Linked DNA regions of Homo sapiens: region 1 is linked to region 2. A link is a contact called in ENCODE Hi-C or POLR2A ChIA-PET data. All regions are on one chromosome and are shown on one strand. Each heading gives the region's core, a stretch centred on a gene start or an enhancer-like site at or near the end of the contact. The rest is flanking DNA. Distances are from core to core; before and after follow the strand shown.

What was found. A loop is a pair of places that touch in the nucleus more often than their neighbours do. ChIA-PET counts read pairs that join two places held with the same protein, here RNA polymerase II (POLR2A). Pooled maps may share reads with other maps.
Region 1: a pooled map shows a loop between it and region 2 (2.1-fold over the local background). The contact joins two enhancer-like sites. A Hi-C loop is called at or near these places in 1 of 50 pooled maps. POLR2A ChIA-PET finds 5 or more read pairs at or near these places in 2 of 52 experiments (BJ and GM12878).

What each region holds. Positions count from the first base shown.
Region 1 is chr3:36,956,049-36,961,251 of GRCh38, reverse strand. No RefSeq gene overlaps it. Among named protein-coding and RNA genes, the nearest start is that of TRANK1, 14 kb to the right of the region's middle. Within about 2 kb of position 2,396, at least 7 of the 41 ENCODE cell types and tissues checked have a DNase peak (open chromatin) inside an H3K27ac peak, as active enhancers do.
Region 2 is chr3:36,676,112-36,681,210 of GRCh38, reverse strand. No RefSeq gene overlaps it. Among named protein-coding and RNA genes, the nearest start is that of DCLK3, 86 kb to the left of the region's middle. Within about 2 kb of position 3,735, at least 4 of the 41 ENCODE cell types and tissues checked have a DNase peak (open chromatin) inside an H3K27ac peak, as active enhancers do.

The sequences.
Region 1 (5,203 bases), core at 1,147-3,646, 280 kb before region 2:
AATCACCTAAGCCTGGGAGGCAGAGGTTGCTGTCAGCCGAGATTGTACCGCTGAACTCCAGCCTGGATGACAGAGCAAGACTACGTCTCAATACATACATACATAAAAATAAATAGAAATTGATTTCTCACAGTTCTGGAGGTTGGGAAGTCCAAGATCAAGGCACCAGCAGGTTTGGTGTCTGGTGATGGCTTGCTCTCTGCTTCATCAATGGCACCTCTTTGCTACATCCTCACATGGTGGAAATGTAGAAGGGCAAAGAGGACTAACAGACTCCCTCAAACCCTTCTATAAGGCTAATCCCTCATGGATGGGATTAGTCATGACCCAATCACCTCGTAAAGGCCCTGCCTCTTACTACTATTGCATTGGAGATTTTCAATATGAATTTTGGAGGGACACAAACATTCAAACCATATCAAATGAATATCCAAGTACCTTATTTTCCTTGGAGTGGTTGTAAATGGTACTGCATTTTGTTGTTGTTGTTTTTGTTTGTTCGTTTTTGTTTTGAGACAGGGTCTTGCTCTGTTGCCCAGGCTGGAGTGCAGTGGCACAATCTTAGCCCACTGCAGCCTCGACTTCCTGGGCTCAAGCTCTCCTCTCACCTCAGGCTTCTGAGTAGCTGGAACTACAGGCACACGCCACCATGCCAGTGAATTTTTGTATTTTTTGTAGAGACAGGGTTTCGTCATGTTGCCCAGGCTAGTGTTGAACTCCTGACCTCAAGTGTTTCACCTGCTTAGGCCTCCCAAAGTGCTTGGATTATAGATGTAAGCCACCGTGACCAGTGGTTCTGTGGACCAGTGGTTCTGTGTTTGAAAGTATGGGTTTTTTTTTTCTTTTTTTTTTTTTTTTTGAGACGGAGTTTCACTCTTTCGCCCAGGCTGGAGTGCAGTGGCATGAGCTCGACTAGTGCAACCTCCTCCTTCCGGTTTCAAGCGATTCTCCTGCCTCAGCCTCCAGAGTAGCTGGGATTGCAGGTGCCCGCCACCAAGCCTGGCTAATTTTTGTAATTTTTTTCTGTTTCCAAGACCATCTCTATTACTTCTGGGGACATATTTTTTATGTTTATTTATCTTTGTCTTTCATGAATAGTTTTTCCTCAAATATGTGGAGTCCCTTGGTTGACTAATCATATCTAACAATGAAGAGACAGGGAGGCTGAATGAGCTGGCTCTGCACACATTAAGCTAGTTGAATGGGTTTAATTGGCAAGGAGATGGGGAGGGAGCCAAATGCCATAAAGAGAAGGGCTTTACTCGGCACATACCTCTTTTCTAGCTGGCATATTGCCACCATGAAGGCCGAATCTTCCTGAGTGAAGCTCTGGAAACACTGTGTCTGAATCCCACACTTTTCATTACATGAGCCAGTACATCTCCATTTAAGCTAATTTGAGTCAAGTTCTCTTTTACTTAAAACCAAAAGCATTTTAACCTGCTTTAAATTTCCTTCACTTAACCTGAAATACATCTCTTTCCATATCAGATAGTGTCCAACAATTCCTTATGGCTAATGGTCCATGGAGAGTAAAAACAAAGCCAGATCTTTTGTTTTGTTTTTTCAAAAAAAAAAAACAAAAAAACAAAAAAACAGAGTTTTGCTCTGTCGCCCAGGCTGGAGTGCAGTAGTGCAATCTTGGCTCACTGCAACCTCCGCTGCCTGGGTTCAAGTGATTCTTCTGCCTTCTGAGTAGCTGGGATTATAGGCATGCACCACCACTGCTGGCTATTTTTATATTTTTAGTAGAGACGAGGTTTGGCCATGTTGGCCAGGCTGGTCTCGAACTCCTGACCTCAAGTGATCCGCCCGCCTTGGTCTCCCAAAGTGTTGGGATTACAGGCGTGAGCCATCGCACCTGGCCAGGATAGTTATTTTGAATTGTTTGCTAATCATTAATAGTCACTGTTTTAGGGCGGTGGAATTATGGGTGAAAAATTTCTACTCTCACTTTTCTGAAAAAGTGATAAAATGTTTTTGGAACTTTAAAAAACAAACGTGCTATATCATCTTTATATAAGTCCACTAAGCAGAGATTTTTTTAAAGCACCTGCAGTATGTAAGGCCCTATGGAGGAAGCAAAGTTGAATAAACCTCTGTTCCTAAAGAGGAGGAAAACACAGAAGGAATACACATGAAGGAGGGAGGGCCTGGTTGATTGTGAACTGAGTTGCGTATGGTCTTCTTTGCTTGACCCCAGCTAATGTAAAGATAAATCTCTGTATGATATTTAGATGTCATTAAAGTTGGATCTGTAAACGTGCTGAGCTTGAGAACAATTTCCATCCACTTATGTTAAGGTAAAATGTGAGCCTGCCAGTAAGTCATGTAGCTGCACACTCCCACCGCACGGTGGCGGCATACCTAAATGGAAGGAGCAGCTCCTAGTGTAAAGTCTCTGCAGGACTGAAGCTAGGGAAAAGAAGCAACAGTGATATCACCATAGGAAACAAACACCTTTACAAGTGTGGCAGTGGTTCAAGATGGCTGTCAGCAGAGTCCTCGAAGCACTTTCTTATTCTTATCCCACCACCTCAGTTGTCCCTACACAACTGTCTCCTCACAGTTCCCCTTTAAGAATACTTTATTATAATTATTTTATTTCATTTGTTGTCTTACTTGCCACCCCTACCGTTCTCGCTGTCAGAGACCACCGCAGGCTTTCTGACCTTTGGGACTTTAGTTTCATTTCCAGACTGTTCTTCCTTTTTCCTCCCCTTACCTATGAGAATTAGTTTCCCAGTTCAAATGCAAATTCCTTAGCCATCCTGCTGAAAATTGTTTTCCTCCACTCCTAAGCTCTTATGATGATAAACTTATTGTCATGAATACTAATTTGTAATTATATCTAGTAGCTTCCTGACATTGGTTTAATTACTGATCTGTGCTGTTTATTCATTCATTCCACAAGCATTGTGTCAGTAAAGTGCCAGGGAGCTGGGAACACAGAATGAACAAGATAAAATCCTAGACTTTGAGGTGCTCACCCTCTAGTGACAGATGACAGACAGTTATAAAATGATGTGATAAGGGCTGTAATAGAGGCATGAATAAGGAGTATTGAGCAGGGAGTGGTGAAAATGGGGAGGCTGGGCTGTCTATCTGGGAAAGTCCAGGTTTACACATGGGAGGTGATGATAAAGATGAGTCATGAAGGTCTCATCACAAGTTTTGGAGTTTGCCAGATAGAAGGAGGTGGGAATGTCATATCAGGCCACAAAAATAACAATTCATGAAAATACCACTAGTTCTTCAAACTGGAGTTCAGTAAGTTCAGGGCAAACCAGGTGTAGGATAGCTTCAGGCTTCCTCAGCTTGCCAACTAGATCTGATAGAGGTAGTTGGTTTTATTTGTGGTAATAAACTTGCCAAACTCTCTGGCTTGTCTGTGGCTGAGTTTTATTTGGTAGACACTGTGTCGAAATTTTGAATTAGTTGAACAGGAACTTTCACATAATTAAATCAAGTTTTCCAGTTTCTATCAGAAAATCAAAAGTTTTTTGACATCAAGCCCACCATCTCCATGGCAACAATTAGCTGGAGCCACTTTAGAAGGAGTCTGGCTGTCCCAGTTTGCTGTAGACCTTACCTCTCCCGGGCACTTATACCTACCTGGCCAGACACATTTAGTTGTGATATTTGCCTGACCTCTGTAGACAGCTGAATGTGACCTCTGTTTTGAGACATCTGGGGGCCCCAGTTACAGGAGTAAGCCAGGATTCTTTTTTTTTTCTTATTATACTTTAAGTTGTAGGGTGCATGTGCACAATGTGCAGGTTTGTTACATATGTATACAAGTGCCATGTTGGTGTGCTGCACCCATTAACTTGTCATTTACATTAAGTATATCTCCTAATGCTTTCCCTCCTCCCTCCCCCCATAAGTCAGGATTCTTAAGAAATCTGGTGCAGATCCCCTTTGTGGAGGTGATAATGAAGGGGAAGAAGGAAGGGGGAGCAGGAGTTGACCCAGCTGCTGAGGTTGGTTGTGTAGAGCGCCACCCAGAGGGGGATGGGTCAGAGCACAAAAAGAGAAACAGGCAGTAGTCCCTGTGGCTGGGGCCTACAGGAGGAACAGAGTGATGCATGAAGATGCCCAGGACCTATTCCTTGGACATTAATCCTGACCTGTGGGGGTAAGAGTGATAGGTCCACCCCTGACTGTCCTGGGAGCTGGGGCAAGAGTTCAAATGGAGATCCAGAGCCCATAGCCTGCTCCCTTTCTCTTCATATCCTCACCTCTGTCCCATAGAATAAAGTACACATGTGTGTGGACACCCGAGGCCATAAATCCAAGTTCTGTCCACAGCTTCCCTAGTTGCTGGCAAATAGCTGGCCCTTGGTCAATCGTTGAACCTGGGGGTATGTGCACTGCTACGTGGCCCACTCTCAGAAAGATAGACACAAGAACCAGGCCTGACCAGACTCTTAAACAAGTCTCAGAGCTGTTTTGGCAGGAAATTTTGGGGTCTAGGTACCCCAAATGTGTTCTAGAAGCTAGGTGTGGACTCTAGATGGGCACATCCCCTTGGGCTGGTAGACTCCTCATCCCCTATGGAGGGGCATAGTCAGAAGAGAGCCAGAGTCCTAGAGCCTTATAAATTCGAGGGCAAGGGCTGAAATATTGTCAGGAACAGGGATGCACTTGGGTTACTATGGGTAATGGGGTCTGCATTAGTGTGCTAGGCCTACTGTAACAGAGTACCACAAATGGGTGGCTTCAAACAACAGATACTTATTCTCTCACAGTTCTGGAGGCTAGACGTCCAAAATTAAGGTGTTGTCAGGATTCATTCTTTCTGAGGGCTCTGAGGGAGAATCTATTCCACACCTCTCTCCTGGCTTCTGGCGACAGCTGGCAACGGTTGGCTTGCAGATACATCACTCTAATCTCTGCCTCCATCTTCATGTGGCATTCTCTGTTTCTCTGTGTCTGCACATGGCCATTTTCTTAAAAGGATACAAGTCATATTACATTAGGGGCTCCCCCTATTCCAGAATGACCTCATTTTAACTAATTATACCTGCAACAACCCTACTTGCAAATAAGGCCATATTCTGAAGTAGTGGGAGTGAAGACTTCAACATATCCTTACTGGGGGGCACAGTTCAGCCCACAAGAGAGTCTATCATCAAGTCCCAGGCACCGACAAGGGAAGTAGGACTCACAAGTGTGCAGAAACCACCTTGCAGCCAGGCCT
Region 2 (5,099 bases), core at 2,486-4,985:
GGCAGCCTGCCATCACAGGCCCAGGGGCCTACGGTGGGGAGAATGATTTTGTGAGCCAGGGCACTGCCCTGCTGCCCTGAGCAGCCTTGGGACATTGCTCTTTGCATCTTGGCTGCTCCAGCTCCAGCTGTGGCTCAAGGGGGCCCAAGTACTTGGGCTGCTGCTTCAGAAGGTGAATGACATAAGCCTTGGTGGCTTTCATGTGGTTTTAAGCCTGCAGTTGTTCAGAGTCCAAGAGTTGAGGCTTGGGAGCCTCTGCCTGTATTTCAGAAGATGCATGGAAAAGCCTGGATGTTCAGGTAGAAGCCTCCTGTAGGAGTGGAGCCCTCATTTTGAATCTCTGCTACAGAAGTGCAGAGGGGAAATGTGGGGTGGGAGTTCCCACACAGAGTCCCCATGGGGGCATACTGCCTGGTGAATCTGTGAGAAGAGGGCCGCTATCCTCCAGGCCCCAGAATGGTAGATTCATTGACAGCTTACACCCTGTGCCTGGAAAAGCTGCAGGCACTCAACAGAAGCCCATGAAAGCAGCCATGGGGGGGTGTACCCTGCAGAGCCACAGGGGCTGTCCAAGGCCTTGGGAGCCCACCCCTTGCATCAGTGTGCCCTAGATGTGAGACATGGAGTCAAAGGAGATTATTTTGGAGCTTTAAGATTTAATGACTGCCCTGCTTTGAATTGGACTTGCATGGGGCCTGTAATGACTGACTTTTTTCCAATTTCTTCCTTTTGGAAAGGGAGTATTTACCAACTATCTATACCCTAATTCTATCTTGGAAATAACTAACTTGTTTTTGATTTTACAGGAAGGGACTAGTTTTGTCTCAGATGAGACTTTGGACTTTTGAGTTAATGCTGGAATGAATTAACTCATTGGGGAACTGTTGGGAAGACATGATTATATTTTCAAATGTGAGTAGGACCTGAGATTTTGGAGGAGTCAGGGGCAGAAAGATATAGGTTTGGTCTGTGTTCCCACCCAAATCTCATGTCAAATTGTAATCCCCAATGTGGGAGGTGGGGCATTGTGGGAGGTGATTGGATCTGGGTGTTGGTTTCCCCTCAGTGTTGCTCTCATAGTAGTGAGTGAGTGCTCATAAGATTTGGTTATTTAAAAGTGTGTGGCACCTCCCCCATCTCTCTCTTCCTCTTGTTCTCATCATGTAAGATTTGCCTGCTTCCCCTTAGCCTTCTGCCATGGTGGAGTTTCCTGCAGTCTCCCTAACCATGCTTCCTGTAGAGCCTGTGGAACTGTGAGCCAACTAAACATGTTTTCTTTATAAATTAGCCAGTCTTAGGTATTTCTTTAGAGCAGTGCAAGAATGAACTAATACAACCACTAATAAAGTATTACAGCATTCTGTATTTTTAAAATATATTTATCTTTACCAAGAAGCTTTATATTTTAATATACCTTCATGTTGCTCTCTACAGTAGTCCCCCATTACCCACAGTTTCACTCTCTACAGTTTTAGTTACCTGCAGTCAACCACAGCCCCAAAATATTAAATGGAATATTTTAGAAACGAACAATTCATAAGTTTTAAATTTCACTCTGTTTTGAGTAGCATGATGAAATATTGTGTCATCTTGTTCAGTCCTGCTTGGGGTATGAATCATTCCTTTTTTCAGCATATCTACACTGTATATGCTCCCTACTGCTTAGTCATTTAGAAGCTGTCTCAGTTGTGATAATGACTGTTGTATTGCAGTGCTTATGTTCAAGTAATTCTTATTTTACTTAATAATCACCTGAAGAACAAGAGTAGTTATGCTGGCAATTCAGATTTGCCAAAAAAGCTGTAAAATGCTTTCTTTAAGTGAAAAGGTGAAAGTTCTCAACTTAATAAGAAAAATATTGTACACTGAGATTGCTAAGATCTATAGTAAGAACAAAACTTCTATTCATGAAATTGTGAAGAAGGAAAATCAAATCTGTGCTAGTTTTACTGTAGCACCTTAAATTGCCAAAATCGTAGCCACAGTTCATGAGAAGTACTTAATTGAGATGCATAAGGCATTAAATTTGTAGGTAGAGGACATGAACAGAAATGTGTTCGATCAACAGCAATCAGATTTGTTACTATCTATGGTTTCACATGTCCCCTGGGAGTCTTGAAATGTATTCCCCACAGAAAAGGGGGGACTACTGTAGAAATCTTATATTTAAACTAGTAGGACTTCCTGTAGCATTTCTTCTAAGGCAGATCTAGGATAATAAACCTCCTCACATTTTATTTATCTGGAAAAAATCTTTATTCTTCATTTCCACTTGACAGTTTTGCTGGATATAGTATATTGCCTGCATTTTTTTTCTTTCAGCTCTTTGAATATATTATCTCACTCCCTGCTTTCCTGTGAGGTGTCTGCTGAGAAATCCATTGCTAATCTTAATAGAATTTTCATTGAACATCATGAGTCACTTTTCGCTTGCTGCTTTCAAGAATCTCTCTTTATCTTTGACTTTTGACAATGTGATTATAATGCATCCTGGTGGGGACCTCTTTGGGTTTATGTTAGTCACGATCCTATTTCTTTATGTTTCTTGCATTTGGATGTCCATTTCCTACCTTAGATTTTGGAGATTTTCAGCAGTTATTTCTTTGAATAAACTCTGTTCTTTTCTCTCTTTCTCTTCTCCTTGAATTCCCATAATGCAGATGGTGTTCTGCTTGATGATGTCCCATAAGTTTCTTAGGAGTTATTCATTTTTCTTTATTCTTTCTTCTTCTGTGACTCAATAATTTTTTATGATCTATTCTCACATTTGCTAATTCTTCCTACTTGATCAAGTCTGTTGTTGTATGTCTCTAGTATATTTTTCAATTCAGTTATTGTACTTTTCAGCTCTATAATTTTTGCTTGGTTGTTTTGTATAGTTTCTACTTCTTTGTTGATATTTTCATTTTGTTTATGAATTGTTTTTCTGATTTTGTTTAGGTATTTATCTGTGCTGTCTTATAAATAATTGAGCCTCTTTAAGACAGTTATTTTGTATTATTTGTCAAGTAATCAATAGATCTCTATTTCCTTTGGGTTGGTTCCTGAAAATTTATCTTTTTTCTTGATTTGGCTATGTTTCCCTGTTTCTTTGTATGCCTTGTGATTTTTGGGGTGGGGGGGGGACATGGGAGCTGACTTTTATGCATTTGAAAAAACAGTGACACTTCCCAGTCTTTATGGACTGGCTTCATTGAGGGAAGAACTCACTAATCATCCTGGCTATAGATTCTGGGGACCTCTGAAAACTTTTTTGGGGGGATGCAACTTTTCTGGGCTTGTACACATAGTTTCCCAATTAGAGAGGTTTGCTAGTTTGTTTTTCAGGAGCTTGTAATCTCTTACTTTTTCTAGTGTCTGTCTCCAGTACTGCAGGTTCTGTGGTGCAGCAATGAGCCACTCTCTTCTCCTTTGTTCTCAGGTCCCCAAGCATCCAAAGTATGACAGCTCCCTGTATGCACATAGAATCAGGTGAGATAGACACTAATCTTTTAGGTAGCTCTCTGCAAAGTTGGAATGCCAAACATATGCTCATTCTTCTCACTACATCCCTAGGGAGAAGCCATGAGTTTGGTGCCTTCTTCTGATTGTTTTGAGATGACTCAGCTTCTCTATGTGGTCATGTAGGCTCTTTGGTGCTGCAGCAAGCTGCCTCATCTTTTCCTTGCTTCAGTGGCTCCCAGGCATGCAAACTATGTCAGTTCTGTTAGTGCCCCAAGTTAGTCAAGACTGAAACCTGTCCTTCAGGAAGCTCTCTGAAAATATTAGAACATTGGATACACGTTCTACTCTTCTTACCCACTCCCCAGAAGCTGTGAGACAAGCTGAGCTTTGTTGGTTTCGGGGAGGGGAAATTAGGAATAAAGTGAAACAGGCTCTTATTATCCAAAGCCTTTCACTCCCTTGGGGCTGCTGCATGTCTTCATTGGTTTCCGGAGTTCTCATAAAAGCATTTTTGTCTGCATATTGTTAAATTGTATTTTCCCTGGGGAATAAGGGCTGGGACTTTCTATTCTGCCATTTGTCTCTGAAACAACTACTTTTATGCCAAGATTTTATTTAATTTGAGACTTTATTTTATTTTATTTTATTATTATTATACTTTAAGTTTTAGGGTACATGTGCACAATGTGCAGGTTAGTTACATATGTATACATGTGCCATGCTGGGGTGCTGCACCCATTAACTCGTCATTTAGCATTAGGTATATCTCCTAATGCTATCCCTCCCCCCTTCCCCCACCCCACAACAGTCCCCAGAGTGTGATGTTCCCCTTCCTGTGTCCATGTGTTCTCATTGTTCAGTTCCCACCTATGAGTGAGAATATGCAGTGTTTGGTTTTTTGTTCTTGCGATAGTTTACTGAGAATGATGATTTCCAATTTCATCCATGTCCCTACAAAGGACATGAACTCATCATTTTTTATGGCTGCATAGTATTCCATGGTGTATATGTGCCACATTTTCTTAATCCAGTCTGTCATTGTTGGACATTTGGGATGGTTCCAAGTCTTTGCTATTGTGAATAGTGCCGCAATAAACATACGTGTGCATGTGTCTTTATAGCAGCATGATTTATAATCCTTTGGGTATATACCCAGTAATGGGATGGCTGGGTCAAATGGTATTTCTAGTTCTAGATCCCTGAGGAATCGCCACACTGACTTCCACAATGGTTGAACTAGTTTACAGTCCCGCCAACAGTGTAAAAATGTTCCTATTTATGCACATCCTCTCCAGCACCTGTTGTTTCCTGACTTTTTAATGATCGCCATTCTCACTGGTGTGAGATGGTATCTCATTGTGGTTTTGATTTGCATTTCTCTGATGGCCAGTGATGGTGAGCATTTTTTCATGTGTTTTTTGGCTGCATAAATGTCTTCTTTTGAGAAGTGTCTGTTCATGTCCTTCGCCCACTTTTTGATGGGGGTTTGTTTTTTTCTTGTAAATTCCTTTGAGTTCATTGTAGATTCTGGATATTAGCCCTTTGTCAGATGAGTATTTTAAAATAATACTATACTTTAATTTCTTTTAAGCCAGTTGTCCCTGAACTAGTTTTTTGAGCTATTTTAACCAAAGAAGGTTAAATGACCAAGTAAA